Linked DNA regions of Homo sapiens: region 2 is linked to region 1. A link is a loop called in an ENCODE intact Hi-C map of the cell type or tissue named here. Cell type or tissue: endothelial cell of umbilical vein. All regions are shown on one strand.

What was found. A loop is a pair of places that touch in the nucleus more often than their neighbours do. Peaks named below come from ENCODE experiments on the same cell type or tissue, not always from the same donor. Only the 100,000 strongest peaks of a DNase experiment are listed, where the experiment ranks them.
Region 2: it touches region 1 in a loop (7-fold over the local background); 2 of 110 quality-filtered maps call a loop at or near these places.

What each region holds. Positions count from the first base shown.
Region 1 is chrX:28,582,148-28,590,147 of GRCh38, reverse strand. It overlaps IL1RAPL1 (interleukin 1 receptor accessory protein like 1), which reads right to left and starts at 2,702. Exons shown (of 11, transcript NM_014271.4): 1 at 2,101-2,702. In endothelial cell of umbilical vein, no CTCF peak of the experiment used is centred here; a DNase peak (open chromatin) is centred at 3,037; H3K4me3 peaks cover 3,719 bases; H3K27ac peaks cover 346 bases.
Region 2 is chrX:29,475,189-29,483,188 of GRCh38, reverse strand. All of the region lies in intron 5 of IL1RAPL1 (interleukin 1 receptor accessory protein like 1), which reads right to left. Among named protein-coding and RNA genes, the nearest start is that of MIR4666B, 95 kb to the left of the region's middle. RefSeq lists a silencer at 4,241-4,400. In endothelial cell of umbilical vein, a CTCF peak has its summit at 4,356 (motif pointing right); no DNase peak of the experiment used is centred here.

The DNA.
Region 1 (8,000 bases):
GGCCAAAAGGACCTGATGTGTATCTTCTTTAAAAAAAATCACAACTCCAGATAAAACATGAGGGAAAATGACATTTTATTCTGCAGTATTCCCTTCTCTGCACAGTGAGCACAGTACATTTATCTCATATGATGGTAAAAGTCTTTGGCAGCTGCAACCTGTCTTTTAAGCCATTCAATAAGTGAAACTTGAACATGGATTGCTCTTTTTTTCTGGGATTTGTGTTAATAATGAATCCAGTGCCATTTAATTTGTAATTTAACAGGGTACTGTTACCTTTGAATGCTTTTACTTCTCTTTTCCCAGAAGGTTAAAATGGCCCAGAAAGAGATTGTCATGGTTAAGATAAAGGGACAAAACAGTCATTTCTGACACGCTGTGGAAGCAATCATCATTTTTATGAGGGAACCACCAGGCTGAAATCTGCATCAAGCTCTACCAGGAAAAATGCAAGAAAGGACCCTAAATATTCATTCCGTTCACAGTCATCATTTCAATGAATTTAACTTTCCATTCAGTTGGGGTCATATATTTCAATCCTAGGGTAAAGAACTATGACCTTGGCTGGAATCATCAGTCCCAGTTACTCAATGGGGCACTTCTGAAACATCGCAGACTCATTTTGACTCTCCACGGGTGTGGCTAAAATTGGTCCTGTCCAGCCCTAAAGCTTATATGATCTGATGTCCCTCCGAAACTCACTATGAGAAAACTCATGCAAAATTTGCCATAGAGATCAAGGTTTACAGGACCCTTGGAGCTAATCTCTCTCTGCCCTCCTCCTCTGTTAGCTGTTACAAGCCTTCAAAAGTTAACAGGGTGATGGAGCCTCTCTCTATACAATCATCTCATCTCACTATCGTTGACTGAAACTCGCTGATGTAATGAAGTTACATAATCACCGATTATGCACGACTTCCATCCATCTTCCTACATATCCACATATCTTCTCCCCTCCCCTTTGGATCAATCTACCAGGTGAGATTTATAACATATGTAAATGCTCCACTCTCTCATCACAGGCACTGAATATGGAACTTTAGCATTGCAGTACAGTGCACTGAACCACGTCATCAATATTGATTTCTTTATCCCATTTCCCAGGCAGAATATGCTTAAACATCCTTAGTGTTCTAGTCTCTAACTTTTTACCGAAAGGGTAAAATAGATGTAGCAGACAGGACACATCTTCAACTTAAGGTTAGGGGAAGTATGTAATTAATTGCCTGCATTTCCCAAGCTGGCTGCATTGCAATAAAAGGACGGTCTCTGCTTTCAGACCTTCGACTCCCCTGCACGTGGGTCTCAGCTTCAGCTATTTAGGATATTGGGTAAATAATTATATTATTGGGCAATTGAACTTGAGAAAGAAAGCACTGTGGTGATATTTAAGATAATGTTGCCTTATTCTTCTCTATGTTAGCCATCATTTTTAGCTTTTTCTTTTCTTTTCCTTTTTTCACTCTGAGTGATAATCCAGTAGATAAAAAAGTAGCCCAGGGCGCTTAATAATCTCCAGTAACCACAACCTAGAGAACAATTAACGATGATTATCACCTTAAAGTTTAAGAACTTGACAAGTGGGATGTCCCTGGTCCCATTGCGGCTGTGAAATGCAGCAGAATGCTGCACTGAGTTGAAAACATATTTCTTTTAATGCATAGAGAGTAGCTCGTTTCATTTTAAATGGGGCTCTTCACTAAGTGTTTCTTTTACTGCTGCTACCCCTTCCAGAACGCAGGGGCCACAAATATTACATTCAAACAAAGAGTGTCTACCCAGAATTAATTCAAGACACTCTTCCATATCAAAATAATTGGGGGAGAGAGTGATACTTTGATTTTCAATTGCACTCAGAATACGGGCACACATACATATACACACACACGCACACACACATACACACACACACACACACACACACACACACACACACACACATATCAACACACCCAACTGCAGTTATTCCATTCAGTGCCAATAACGGCCACATCACAGCCATCAATGCGATGCAGCAATCATTCAAGTCACCCATTCCCATTACAAATGCCCAAGTTTGCTCATGCCACTGATGGGTTTGCATATATAAAATGACCTTACCCACAACAGTCTTCCAAATTATTCTCCTCTGGATATTAGTCGGTAAGGTAATTGCTGGTCATCACAATGCGTATTCAGAAAAATCCACGTTTTACTCCTGTGTTCTTTTTCTTGTTTTTGCTAGCAATTAATATTGTGAACAAGATTCCCATTCACAAATGCCAAGTTCACCATAAAAGCAGATAATTCCATACAGATCTTCCCTACAAGACTGTCTCCAGTTAGTTCTCAAAGTGCCCGATTGTTTGCTGAAGATACAATCCAGGTGCAGAGCAGGAAAAAAAAAAACAGACTAGGAGAAAAATGAAGAGGCAGATAGAAAAGGAGAGACTGAGAGAGGAGAGAGCAGAAAAAGAGAGGGGAAAATAAGAATAATTCTTAAAAAATAAGGAAGGAAAAAAGCCGATAAGTGAGAAGTCTGCGAGCTCTATGACAAGAATTGGAGTGTTGCTTGCAAATCTTCTGAGTACATGCAGCCTTTCAAATCCTCCTGGTCCCCAAGTAAAATTTCCAGATCCGGGATGCAGCCATAAGAAAGAATCCTATGTATATTTCACAAGTATCCCGCAATAACAGATCCGACGGGGTTTTCCTTGTACAGTACTGCTATGTGAAAGCACACAACCCCTGCTGTTTGGGAAGGTGTCTCCTGGGTCCTAGCTCTCCTCAGCAGCCCCCAAAAATGATTTTTCAAAAAAGAGTCGGGGGGGGGGGTGGGAAAAGCAGCTTTGCGTTTGCCTTGAATGATGCTAATCCTGAGCGAAAACCACAAGCAAAACACGAATAGCACGAGATCTTGATTAATAGCCACAATCCACTCAAAATATCCCAGGGAAGAAGGAGCGAAAACAAGAAAGAGAAACTGCAACGCATAAATGATTCCAGTGTTTCTACAAGATCGGTTCATTTGATTGAATGCATTCTCTGGTTTGCTGCAAGTCATAAAGAGGATAGTATTACTGCCACCCAATGGATATTTTAGTACTAGCCAATCCACAGACAGCCACCGCTTTGCGAGTTTGAGTTCTCAGAAGACCGAAGTGGAAGGAAGGTAGCCTGGGAATCTTTTGGAAAGGACCCTGGGAGGCTTCAAATAACGGAAATCTGTTCTTCCAGGCAAAAGCAGACTGGCAAATTTGGATGCTTATACAGTCTTGCCTTAGCCACCTTAGAATTATGGTTCCATTTCTCTAGGAAGCAGAAAGATACAGAGAGTGATGCCTAAGCCGACACACTCTTGATAACCTCCTTTTCATCTCTTCTCTTTGAAGCAGATTTATTATTGCGCGCGACCCTCCCACCCCCATCACTGTCTCCCCAACGCCCCCATTCTCCGTATCACTTTAAGATGGATTACAAGAGAGAAGGGGTGCGGGGGCTGCTCCAAACAAACCTCAGGTGCTAAGATGATAATTGTTTCTAAAGGGCAGTTTTGCAAAAGTGCCTCTGTCTGTATTGATATGCAAACTGTGAGTCCTTCAAGCAGTAACCCTCCTCACAGCCGCGCTTTCAGTTTGGGGGAGGAGCAAAATCTTCCCTAAGTGAGTGGGGCTTGGGAGAAGGGTGCCTGTGGAAGGCTCTCTGGGAGTGCGGGGTGGGGGTGGGGAGTGGGAGGAGGAGCGGAGGGGAGGGTATTGAAGAGGATCCTCCTCCCATCCACCGCGTAATTGAGTTCCCTGCAAAAGAGTTCGCTGCTGGTTTCTGAGATGAATTTGTGATGAAGAAAGAGGGTCAAAGTAGGTACGGGTAAATACATTAGGTTATTTGCTCAATTTAAGGTCCTTGACCATTTACATTGGGATAGTATAACACTCACATGTGATTCCGTGATTCTCAAACTTTGATGTACACACCGTCACCTGGGTGTCTTGTTAAAATGCAGATTCGGATTCGGTACATCTGGAGTGAGGCCTGAGACCCTGCGTTTCTAATAAGCTCGCCCGTGGCCCATAATAATGTTGCTGGGCTGTGGACCACATTTGGAGTAGCAAGACCCTTAAAAAATGTTAATGTTTACACTGCAGCAACAGTGTCAGTTTCCGGCAGCTGAGTAGGCTGGATGATTAAAAGGCAGCGAGCCGCTTTTCTAGTTACTTCTCTCCCTCTCCCCACCCTGCAACCTTTCCCATTCAACACCGGCAGCCCATGTACTTAAAAACCTTAACCCATTTTGTAATGTATCCCACAAGCTTTTGTAATGGCAGGCTTAACCGGATAAACCAAAAATAGAATAAATAGGTAAAGTAGCCTTGGCCCTTCAGAACTGTTTTAATTTGGGGAGTAAAACACGCATCAAGATAAAGAAAACACTTTAAAAATTAGGTAAAATGTGAGCTAAACGAATACAAACTAAGCGCGCAGGTGAGAATAACAGCAGGCAGGGAGACTAGACAGGGAGGTAAAACTGTATTTCGAAAAAAGGAGCAGTACACTGAAATTTCCAACCTAAGCAGAGGGAAAATGTGGTTAAAGTCGGTAGGCAAGTCTTACAAGGTTTCTTTGAAGCTAACTCACCCATGTTCACATCTTCTGTGCCAGTGTTTTTCTTCCCTCTGCTTCTTCCCCACATGCTATAATTCAGCCTAAACTGAAGATTAGAAGTGAAGAGGAAATATATTCCCCTCCTTTCAACGTGAGTGATCTAGATTTTCTATACCTTCCATCACAGTCCTCTAGTTGACCCAGTTGAATGTGAATAGACCTCAAGCAGACCTGGAGGGGGGCACAAGTAACAAGTGTAAATGTAATTGCTTCAAGCAAAATTTAAAAGTAAACGTCTTGACCGTAGGCTCCAATCCTAGATTTGAGTCTAAATTCTACTCCTAAGTAGCCATAATTACCCAAGGGAATCACTTTAATTTCTCTTGGCCTCAGTTTCCTTGTCTATAAAATGACAGGTTGAAATTAACCAGTTGCCAACGTGCTGTCCAGCTCCATATGGTACAAAAATCACGTCCTCTCTTTGAAATGTTCTGCAAGTCAGTTTGTTACTGTACACAGAGAAGGAGTTATGATTATTACCTTGACATGGGCTGCAGAGAGCATCTAGAAGCTTTGAAAAGCATCTCGAGGACACAGGTGAACATTTGACCACTTCAATCCTATTTCAAGAGATGATTTAAAGTGCTTTCATTTCAAATGAAATGATCAGATCCAGGAAAGGAAGTGTTTGTTTGAATCTGAGGTGAAGCATTGTCTATTCCTGGATCCTACAGAGCCAACTGTGGGCCTCGCTGTTTGTTGCCATGGGATCCTCTTTGTGCGAACTATCTTGAACTGTGTGGGAACATTTTCCTCTTGCCTCCCTTCAGTTCTCTAACTCTTCTGAAGATATGTGTCAGAACAAAATGTAGCTGCATTATTGCCAATTAAGACTAACGGCAGCTGCAAGGTGCATCTAATTAAGAATTTTAATTACTTCACTGAATTCTCATTTGCAGATGTTTAGAGCATTCAACAATGTATTGTGATTTTTATTTTAAAATCTGAATAAAGCTGACCTCCCTCCAAAGGAGGGTGGAAAACTACACAACCCAATGATGGATATTTTTAAAAAAGAGTCTTTGACATGGAAAGTATATACCTTGATATATCATTTGAGAATATGCGACATTATATTGAGGATGAGGAAATAGAGTGCATATCCATAAATATGCCTTTTTTACTAAAGGAAAAGGCAAGCAAATCACAAAATACTGGAAACAAATTGATAATTTACTATTCAAGTAGAATCCTTGCATGCTACATAGTTCTCAAATATTCTGTTCTTTTTCTTTCCAGTAATATGATGGTTAACTGTAGGTTTGGCACTGCAGTATGGGGATTGTAGGCTATAATGCAAAGCATTATGGGGTTTGTAGTAAAAACTGGCTGCAGATCAATTCCATGCTTCTAGCTTTTCTCAGTTGAAGAAACTGCTGTTTTATTTTCTAGTAATAAAGAAGAATGTCAAGATACTGTACATTAGATTCATTTTAATGAAACAAGGTTGGTATTAATGGGAGTATGAAATTAAAGGTTAGCTACAGAAATATTCTGACTTGGGAGATGGAGAATATAACCCCACTTTACAAACCCCAAAATAAACTGAGTGAGCTATTTCCTAATATTACTATCCTATAGTTAAGGTTTCAAAAATCACTTTCATTGTTTTAGTAGTAAAACGTGAGAAAATATCAAATTTGGTATTTACGAAAGAGAATGATCAACACCTGAAATGAACTCAAGTTCTTATTGATTCTGTCTTTAACTATTGGTAGTTGAAATTTAATTCTTCACATTTCACGTCATTGAAGGCTATAATAATAGTTTGCTTTAGCGCAGCTTTTTGTGGATGGAGGCTTCTTTAAAGAGAGAAAGAGAGCCTACTCAGCTGCCAGCCACTCAGTGAAGTGAACAAGAGTTTTATTTAATCTACCTTTTTAGATACTTTTTATATAAAATTACTCTGAATATTCAGAGTAGCTTCTCTTTTTAATAAAATCCTTAAGGCTAGAATATCCTTAAGGTTAGGAAATATGTCTGAATTGGGTTATTTTATTCAGTTTAAATTTAATTATGGAAATGTATAAATTAAGAAGTTATAATTCAGTTCATTTTTGTGTGCAGATGATTCTATGTAGATAAATACATAATTTACAGAGGTTTTGATTTAATTCTGTTGGCAGTTTATTTCAAAGTTCACTAAACATTTTCCATATGATATGAATTCAAAGTCTAGCTCCCCACAATGCTCTATGAAATCAGCCCCCCTTTTGTTTTGAAGGCTAAAATACGTCTCTTCAAAGCCTCTTCCATCTGTGAAAGTTTCGATTATCATGCTAAGTTACTTAGAAGGTATTTTATACCTGAGGTTGCTTCTTTTTCTCTTTCTCTCCTTAAAGAAGCCTCCATCCACAAAAAGCTGCGCTAAAGCAAACTATTATTATAGCCTTGAATAAATGCAAAATCAAGTACTCTTCATTTTCAGGCCTTTTGCCAGCAATATTCATTTGAACCCACCACCACATATTCTCAAATGAGGTACAGACAAAGACTTGAGCATTTCAGCAAAATTCCACCATAAAGTTCAGGAATAATAAAGAATGCTATGAAAAAGCAAACAGCAACAGGAAAGAAAAATGCCATGCCTGCTTTTCTTTCAGATTTCTAAGTTTTGAATCATAAAAATATATAAATATATATCTTCTTGAATGCAGTTTACATTATTGTTCATACTGTGAATATTTCTTTTATGGTCATAAAAATAAAAGCAATGCCCCAAATGAAACACTGTGTACATAAGCGATGCAAATGCATCCCCGGTGGAAAGCCGGCTGGCTGCTGGTGGGAGGGTATATTTATACAGTGCCTTTCATTTGGAAGGTTCCCAAAATGATTTGCAAACTGTATATAGAGGAATGGCTCACCATGGAAATTCACCCACTTCCAGGAGAGAATGCAGAAGTCATTCCATGCTGACAGCCAGTTTAAATAAAACCGCAGAACAATATTTCAGGTGGGTGAAATATTAAAATTGTAATTGATTCAGGAAATGTGCCCTGGAAACCCACTATGTGCCAGGCATGGTTCAAAGTACTGAGGGTATCATTATGGATATATCTAGTTCAGTTTCCTGCTCTCCTAAAGCTTACATTTTATTAAAATCTAACCAGAACTTGGGAGTTACAAAGACCTATTTCCTGGTGAATTTCTGATCTCTGCATAGAGTTCTGCTGAAATAGACCACTTGCACTTTTTATATGTATTTATATCAGACTTCATGATATCCAGGACACAGAACCTGTGGCATATCTTCTACTTCAAATTGAACGCACAAAAAAATAGCTTCAGATATTGTGGTTGAAGCAGGTAAAATAATAATATTTCCTGCATTGAATGCTTTGGGGGTGGTAGGGCAG
Region 2 (8,000 bases), 890 kb before region 1:
ACAAGAGGATTTCAATTACAGTGGCTAAAATAGCTCTGAAAACTGCACTATATTTAGGAATATAGTGTTTTATCCCACTGGCATCTTCTAAATTATTCCATTTTCTTCTCAGATATATCAGAAGGAAACAAGATATAATGAAGGATGTTCACTGGAGTTGAATAAAGGAACTGATCTTTTTAACTTTGGCATCAGATAAAAGCCATTATCTTGAGGACAGAGTAAGGCATGTCTTTCTAACGTAAACACAAATACCCTAATATTGTTGCTTAAGATGTGGAAGCTCTTCACTTTAAGACCATTATCTTAGTCTTATCAGAATCGATGGAATAAAATGAGTATTTAAAATATATTACAAGGAATGACCATGTGTTGGTAATTATTGTACCTGGGTGATGGGTACAGGAAGGTTCATTATACTGTATGATCTACCTTTGTATGTTTGGAAAGTCCCGTAATAAAAGTTGAAATGTATTATAAACAAAAAATGGAATGACATAAATGTATGAAAATCAGGAACTATGCTTTATCCACAAAATGAAATTCTATGCAGCTTTTAAAAATCAATAGCATAGATGTGTATTTACTGATGAGGAATGTTTATTCCACATTCTTAAGAAAGCATGTTTTAAAATACTGTTTATCCTATTCTTTGATTTTTCTTTTGAAATGTAATTATTCTATTTAATAAACACTAACTTTGTGCATACTATGTACCAGGAACATTTTAAGTTCTTTAGAAAGCTTAAGTCTAAGTGATTAAATATCCTCATAACAACCCCATGATTAGTAAACACCAGTATCATACCCATATGTATAAGATACAGGGAGGTTAAGAAAATGAATCAAGGTCACACAGCTGGTAAGGGATGGTGGGGGAGAGGATGCTGAGACTTGAACCTGAACAATAGGTCTTGAGAGCTTTGGTCTTCATTAATATGTTATGCTGCCTCTGTGCTAATCACCTGTGTATAATCAGACATATTTACATAAATTGAACAGAAAGATGCCTTGAAGGTTATATTCCAAGTTCATAGTGGTTAATGATGAGTAGAAGGAACATGGATGGTTTTTTAAACTAATTTTCTGTATGTTTATGTGTAATTGTTCCATATCCTTCAGGTATTATAGAATAGGAAAAATTAAAATGCTTTAAAAGTATAATATGAATGTTAACAAATTCTCGGTTGTTTTTTAAAAAGGTGAAGCATATACATATAAATGTTTTCCTTTTCCTCCCTCTTCATTTAATTGTTCCTGTGTCCCAGAAGCCCAGCCTTTTGTGAGTCAATTTGCCTGCAAATATTACTTTGCCATTACTTCCAATGGCAAAAACCTCAATTACATTTGCACCAACCTATAGTTAGAGGCCATGATGTGATAATTTACAAAGATGTTGTGATTTAGTTATCTTCTGTCATGACCATGCAAGTAGACTTCTCACATCAGGGTAGTTGCACTTCTTAAGTGGTGGTTAGTTTCCACGAGGCAGGAAAAACAGGAGCAACCAGGCCATTTAACAGCTCTGCCCACAAAGGGGTGAGGCAGAGTTAAAATGGACTCTCTTTATAACACCACATCCCTCAGAACACCTCTAGATCTCCTCCAGTTCTCTCTTTTGAAGCAGGCTGTGCAAGGCTTATACAACCTAGGGCAGATTCTCCACACCAGCACCTCATTTCAGCTAAGCAGGCAATGGCCGTTGGCTCTCTGAGCTTAGAATACCTTTAGTGCCTTGGTCCTCAAGTGTGAGTCTTTGCCAAAATTCTTGAAACACCCTCTCTGTCACAGAAGTGCATGGATTGCTATTGCCTTGGACTATTAGATGCTACTGCTTTTTTAAAATGACTGAAGGTTTGTTGGCCTATGTGAATACATTTTGAAGGAACCGTAGTGACTAAAGTTATCATACTGATGCAATTAATGCAAAAAGCTTTGGCACATGCCTCCCATTTGTCAATATATCTTCTATACTAAGCCTCAAAGGTTATCATTAATTGACAAATGACTATCATTTTATCTAGTCATTTTAAAGATGTATTCATTTTAGCCAAATGAAGCAGAGAATGTAAAGACAAACTTAAATTATTGGCTGATTTTAGAATATTTTAGTTTGTTATTTATCATTAAACATCTAATAATTCAACAACAACAAAATTTAAAATTGGATTATATATTAAATTGACTGAGTCACCAAGTATAATTTGTATTAAGGATGGATGCTATTAATATTTACTTTTGCAATAAAGAAAACATAACTAAGAAAGCTGCTAGAACAAGTAAAAGATTTTTTTCAAGGTTAAAAATGGCATTTTCATTCAGCCATAAAATGATAGCATGAAAGTATACATAATAGCAAACTATTATGTTAATAACATTAACTATTATGTACTATATAAAAAATCAGCTTGTAAAACAGACTCCATTAGATGAAAAAATGGAAAAAAGGAGATAATAAACATCAAACTAATAAGAGATGTGTAGAGATGATGAGATTGCAACTGATTTTTACTTCTTTGTGTTTACTTTTTACATAAAATATGGATTACCTTTAGTACACATTACCTCTCCCCGCCAAAAATAGGCAGTTCTGAAAAGTTTGAAACTTTCATTACATATATTATTATGGTTGAAACTATATCAATGAAAGGCAAAAGTGCCAACACAAGGATTACATTAAGTGATATAATGAGTGGAATTGTCTTTCTTTTAAAACAATTTTATTCTTTTTAATAAGAATAGGCATAGAAGGATATCAAAAGAGGAGGGGTAGATCAGGCCAAGATGGCACATTCTTTTGGTTATAACCGATGTTGTGAGTCCAAATTCCATTGGTAGTTTGTACATAAATAGATCCATTCAAAGGTATGCATATATATATATATATATATATATATGTATATGTGTGTGTATACATATATCATGCTTCAATTAATAAACTGTCTAATTTATTGCCCCCAAAAGTAAATATTGATATTGACAGTACTAAATGGAGTTTTATGGTCAGAAATATATAGAACAGCAATAAAGCCATTGAATTTGGACAAGAAGTGGTCATCGAACATTTGTTAGGGATTGAGGGAACATACGAGGACAAAGAAAGATTGATTTCTGTGAAGTTGTTGGCTTGAAGCCAAACAAGAGAGGGGTAAAAGTGTCTACCCAAAGGAAAAAAAAAAGTCATTATATGAAAAAGACACATGCATGTGCATGTTTATAGCAGCACAATTCGCAATTGCAAAGATATAGAACCAACTTAAGTGCCCATGGGCCAGCGAGTGAATAAAGAAAATGCGGTATATATACACCATGGAATACTACTTAGCCATAAAAAGGAATGAAATAGTGTCTTTTGCAGCAACTTGGATGGAGCTGGAGGCCATTATTCTAAGTGATGTAACTCAGGAATGGAAAACCAAATACCATATGTTCTCACTTATAGGTGGGAGCTAAGCTATGAGGATGCAAAGACACACAGAGTGATATAATGGACTCTGGGGACTGGGGGGGAACGTTGGGAGGCGGGTGAGGGATAAAAGACTACATTATAGCGTACACTGCGCAGGTGATGGGTGCACTAAAATTTCAGAATTCACCACTATGGAACTAATCCTTGTAACCAAAAAAAACCTGTACCTCTCAAACTATTGAAACTTAAAAATAAATAAATAAATTGCTATAGGTAGTGTCAAATAATCCTCCAAGAAAGTTGTGAAAATTTACTTTCCTATACATTTTGCAACACTTACAATGCTAATTTTTTTTTTTTTTTTTGAGACAGGGTCTCGCTCTGTCACCCAGGCTGGAGTGCAGTGACGCAACCATGACTCACTGCTACCTCTGCCTCCCAGGCTCAAGCGATCCTCCCACTTCAGCCTCCCGAGTAGCTGGGACCACAAGGCACGTGCCACCACACCTGCTAATTATTTTTATTTGTATTTCGTAGAGACATGGTCTCCCTATGTTGCCTAGGCTAGTCTCAAACTCCTGGGCTCAAGTGATTGTCCCACCTTGGCCTCTCCAAGTGCTGGGATTACAGACGTGAGCCACAGAGCCCAGCTGATGCTGAATATTCTTTTGTTCATTTAAAAGATACTACATGCTAAGGGCTAATGCTAGGAATGCATTAGTGAGAGACAGAGAAAAAGAAAAAAAAAAACTTCTGCTTTCAGATATTATAGTCAATGAAGGAGTTTAAGGGGTAAGAAGAGAATAAACAAATTAACAATTTAATATATAAAATATTAAGTAGGATGAAGCAAAATAATGCAGGGAATGGCGGACAGTGAAGGGTGTGAGGACAGGATGCTATCTTCAGGAACAGTCAGTAGGGGGAGCTCTACTCAGGCGGTGACCTGAGACGGGGAGGCAGTGATGTGAACTGCATGGAGCTCTAAGAGAAAGAACACTCCCGGCAGAGAGAAAAAGCAGATGAGAAACCAACTATAAGAAAGATCAAGGCAGTCATCGCAGTGGAGAGAAGGACCTGGGAGAAGAGGGCTGGAAAATGTGATGAGAGAGGCAGGAGTTGGGGCTGAAAGAAGGGGATGGGGTTAAGTCTGCAGAGTCTCCAAGACCACGGTAATAAGGACTCTATATTTACTTTTAGTGAGATGGAAAGACCCTGGGGGTGTTCTGACCAGGGACTAGTGATGATCTGTCTTGAGACATAAAGGAACGACTGGCCGATTGGCTGTTGAACGGAAGACTATAGGAGGGCAAGGGCTGAAGCAGGGGGAGATGTAACAGGGGGACACAGCCATCCAGCCACAGGATGACAGAGGCAAGAGTGGAGGTGCTGAACTACACGGCAGAATTTTGGATAAATTTTGAAAATGGAGCTGAGAGGATTTGCTCATGGGTTCACGTGAGTTGTGAGGAAGACAGGAGTCAAAGAGGGCTCTAAATATTTTTGCCTAAGCAACTAGTTGAATGGAGCTGACGTTTTCTGAAATAGAGAAGTCTGTAAAAGGAGCAGGTGTGAAGGGGAATCAGATGCTCAATTCTGGGTGTGTTAAACTTATGATAACTATTGCATATCCCTGTGGAGATACCAAGCAGACATTGAGTAGGTAATACTAACAAAGTCCTATTTTTACTTTCCTTTTTTGTTTTGCTCTCTTTTCTTTCTGTTTTATTTTTGCTTGTGAGGGTAAAATTATCTTGTTTTAATTTGCATATCTTTAAAGGCTAGTGAGGTTGTTTGGTTATTTTTAACTATTTGTATTTCTTCTGTGAATTACTTGTGGTTTGTTCTTTTGGTTTGCTGCAAGTCTTTATGTATTTTGCATAGATATTTTTCTATTAAATTCAACTTCCTACTCTGCCATCTGTTTTTAAAATTTTGTTTATGATTTTTTTGGTACAGAAGTTTTAAATGTACTGAGCAACATGGCATAGGAACTTTGTAGCCAGACTGCCTGGGTTCACCTACCAGCTGCTCTGCTTACCAGCTTATTGACCCTGGACAGGTCACGTAACTTCTCATAACTACTCAGTATCTCAAGTTTCTCTTCTATAAAATGGGGATAATAATAGTGCATTTACCTCTTTGGGTTTTTATGTTAATATATATAAAGTACTTAAAAGAGTGACTGACATAGAGATGCACTAAAGAAGTGTTAGCTATTGCTGTTTTCAATGTAATCAAATCTTCAGGGTCTACACATACCATTAAATGCCACCTAACCTAGGAATACTTGGAAGATGGAGTGTGCTTACGAGGATATAGAGATGAGGGGCAGAAATGTAAACACAACAAATAGCTGATGACACAAATAGCATTCGCTTTCTCTATTCTTGTCTTCTGAATTGTATAACCTCTCTTATGCCAACTATTGGAGGAGATGGTTAATAATAGCAGCAATAATAATAGTCTTAATAGTAAAAATATCTTGAAAACTTCTGCTATGCCAGACGCTAGGCCAAGCATGCTTCAAACACTGCCTTATATAATATTCACAGAACATCTTAGGAGATGAATCCTATTTTTTCCATTTTCAAATCAAGTCACAGATTTACTGAAAGTACAGCTGATCTATACCATGTAGAGAGCCCATATTTTGTATTAGTTAAGAATATGGGATCGAGACCATCCTGGCTAACAAGGTGAAACCCCGTCTCTACTAAAAATACAAAAAATTAGCCGGGCGCGGTGGCGGGCGCCTGTAGTCCCAGCTACTCGGGAGGCTGAGGCAGGAGAATGGCGTGAACCCGGGAAGCGGAGCTTGCAGTGAGCCGAGATTGCGCCACTGCAGTCCGCAGTCCGGCCTGGGCGACAGAGCGAGACTCCGTCTCAAAAAAAAAAAAAAAAAAAGAATATGGGTAAAAAGTAAATGAGTCACTGTATTTAAAGTGCCTAGAACAATGTGTGGCACATAGGAAGTGCTATATAAATGAAAGCTATTATTGGTTTGTTTTTTCGAGTATTTTTGAGTGCCTGCTATGTTTCAGGTAACGTGTTAAGTTCAGGGATGCAGTTTAATACTGCCCTTGCCCTCTTGGAATGTATAATGGGCTGTACAAATCAGTTAATATTAAGGCATCAAATACTTTGAATAAAATAATATTTTGGGACTTGTCATTTGTTACTAATGGGGTATAACACTTTTAATTTATTAGTTCATTAATCTAATGATTATTGATACATACTGTACCAGATACCCTGCTAGGTCCTACAGAGAACAGATAAATAAGACTTACCTATAACTATTTACATCACATAAATACACGACAATAATGTAAAATGGCAAGTGTGATAATAGAACTATACATTTACAATAGAAGTACACAGAGAAAAATGTATAGGGTTATCTTATAAAAGATGGAGTGATGCCATTCACAAAATACTTTTAGCCTCACTTATACTTGAAATTTCTAACCGACATATTGTTTTTGCCTTTATTATGAGCTAACCTGTAATTCTACATGATTTCCAACCACATGGCCATCTTGTCTCTGGTTATACTCAGTAGCCTAATAACATGAAATCATAGAATTTGTAGGTACCTTGAGATATCTTGTTCAGTCCTTGACCTTCAGGCATCTGGATGGCTAATCCATCCAGATTAGGTAATGACCTCGATGTCTGCTTTTACGTTTTACTCCATCTTGGCTGCTTTATTATGCAAGACACGGATGCCCTTATGAGTCCTAAAGTGCTTCAGTACTTGAGTATAGCAACTCTACAATGAATTATTCTTAAAAATCCATCCTTTAATTCTCTTTCTTTCTAATGAAACTAAAATATAGTCATGCTAAGTTTCCAAAAGAAAACTTCTCTGTTATATGTAAGTCTCCATCATCAGATATATATTAAAGGAAAGCTTAAAAGAAACTACATAAAAAAAAAAAACTTCATAACGTGTGATGAATTATTATAGGAAACGTGACTAGTGGTAGGGACATAACACATCAGAAACAGAAATAAGCGCTTCGTCTTAATCATCATGTTAATTGAAAGACCAAATGAAGAACATGCCCATATGTTGTAGGAACGCATATAAAACTTGCTCTGAAATGCACATTTTGAAACAATGTCAATATTTTAATAAAAAGACATTATGTGATATTTTATGATTTAAGGAGTTTCAGTTCAGAGAGAACATTAATGGTATTAGATTCATTGGTGCCTTCCTATCATATTTAAGCAGGAGGATTATAGTAAAAGAAATAATTTTTCCATGCCTTATCTACAGGCTCACAGGGAGAACGCTATGGTAAACCTAATTGCATTCACAATAAAGTCACAGTAGAGTGGTGCAGAGGTGAAATTTTCATTAAAACAATTACTCATATCTTTATATGCTAATTCACACATAGATGCTAAAAAGCAGGAGTACTTCAAGTTATAAAATATAAATCAACTGTATTTGAGAACTAATGAACATCCTACATACTTGTCTCAAGTAGGCTTGTATTCAGAGGCTCAGTGAGTCCAAATCAACACCCAAATTAAATTTAAAATGTAATATTTTTCCAGACCTGCAGTGTAGTATAAA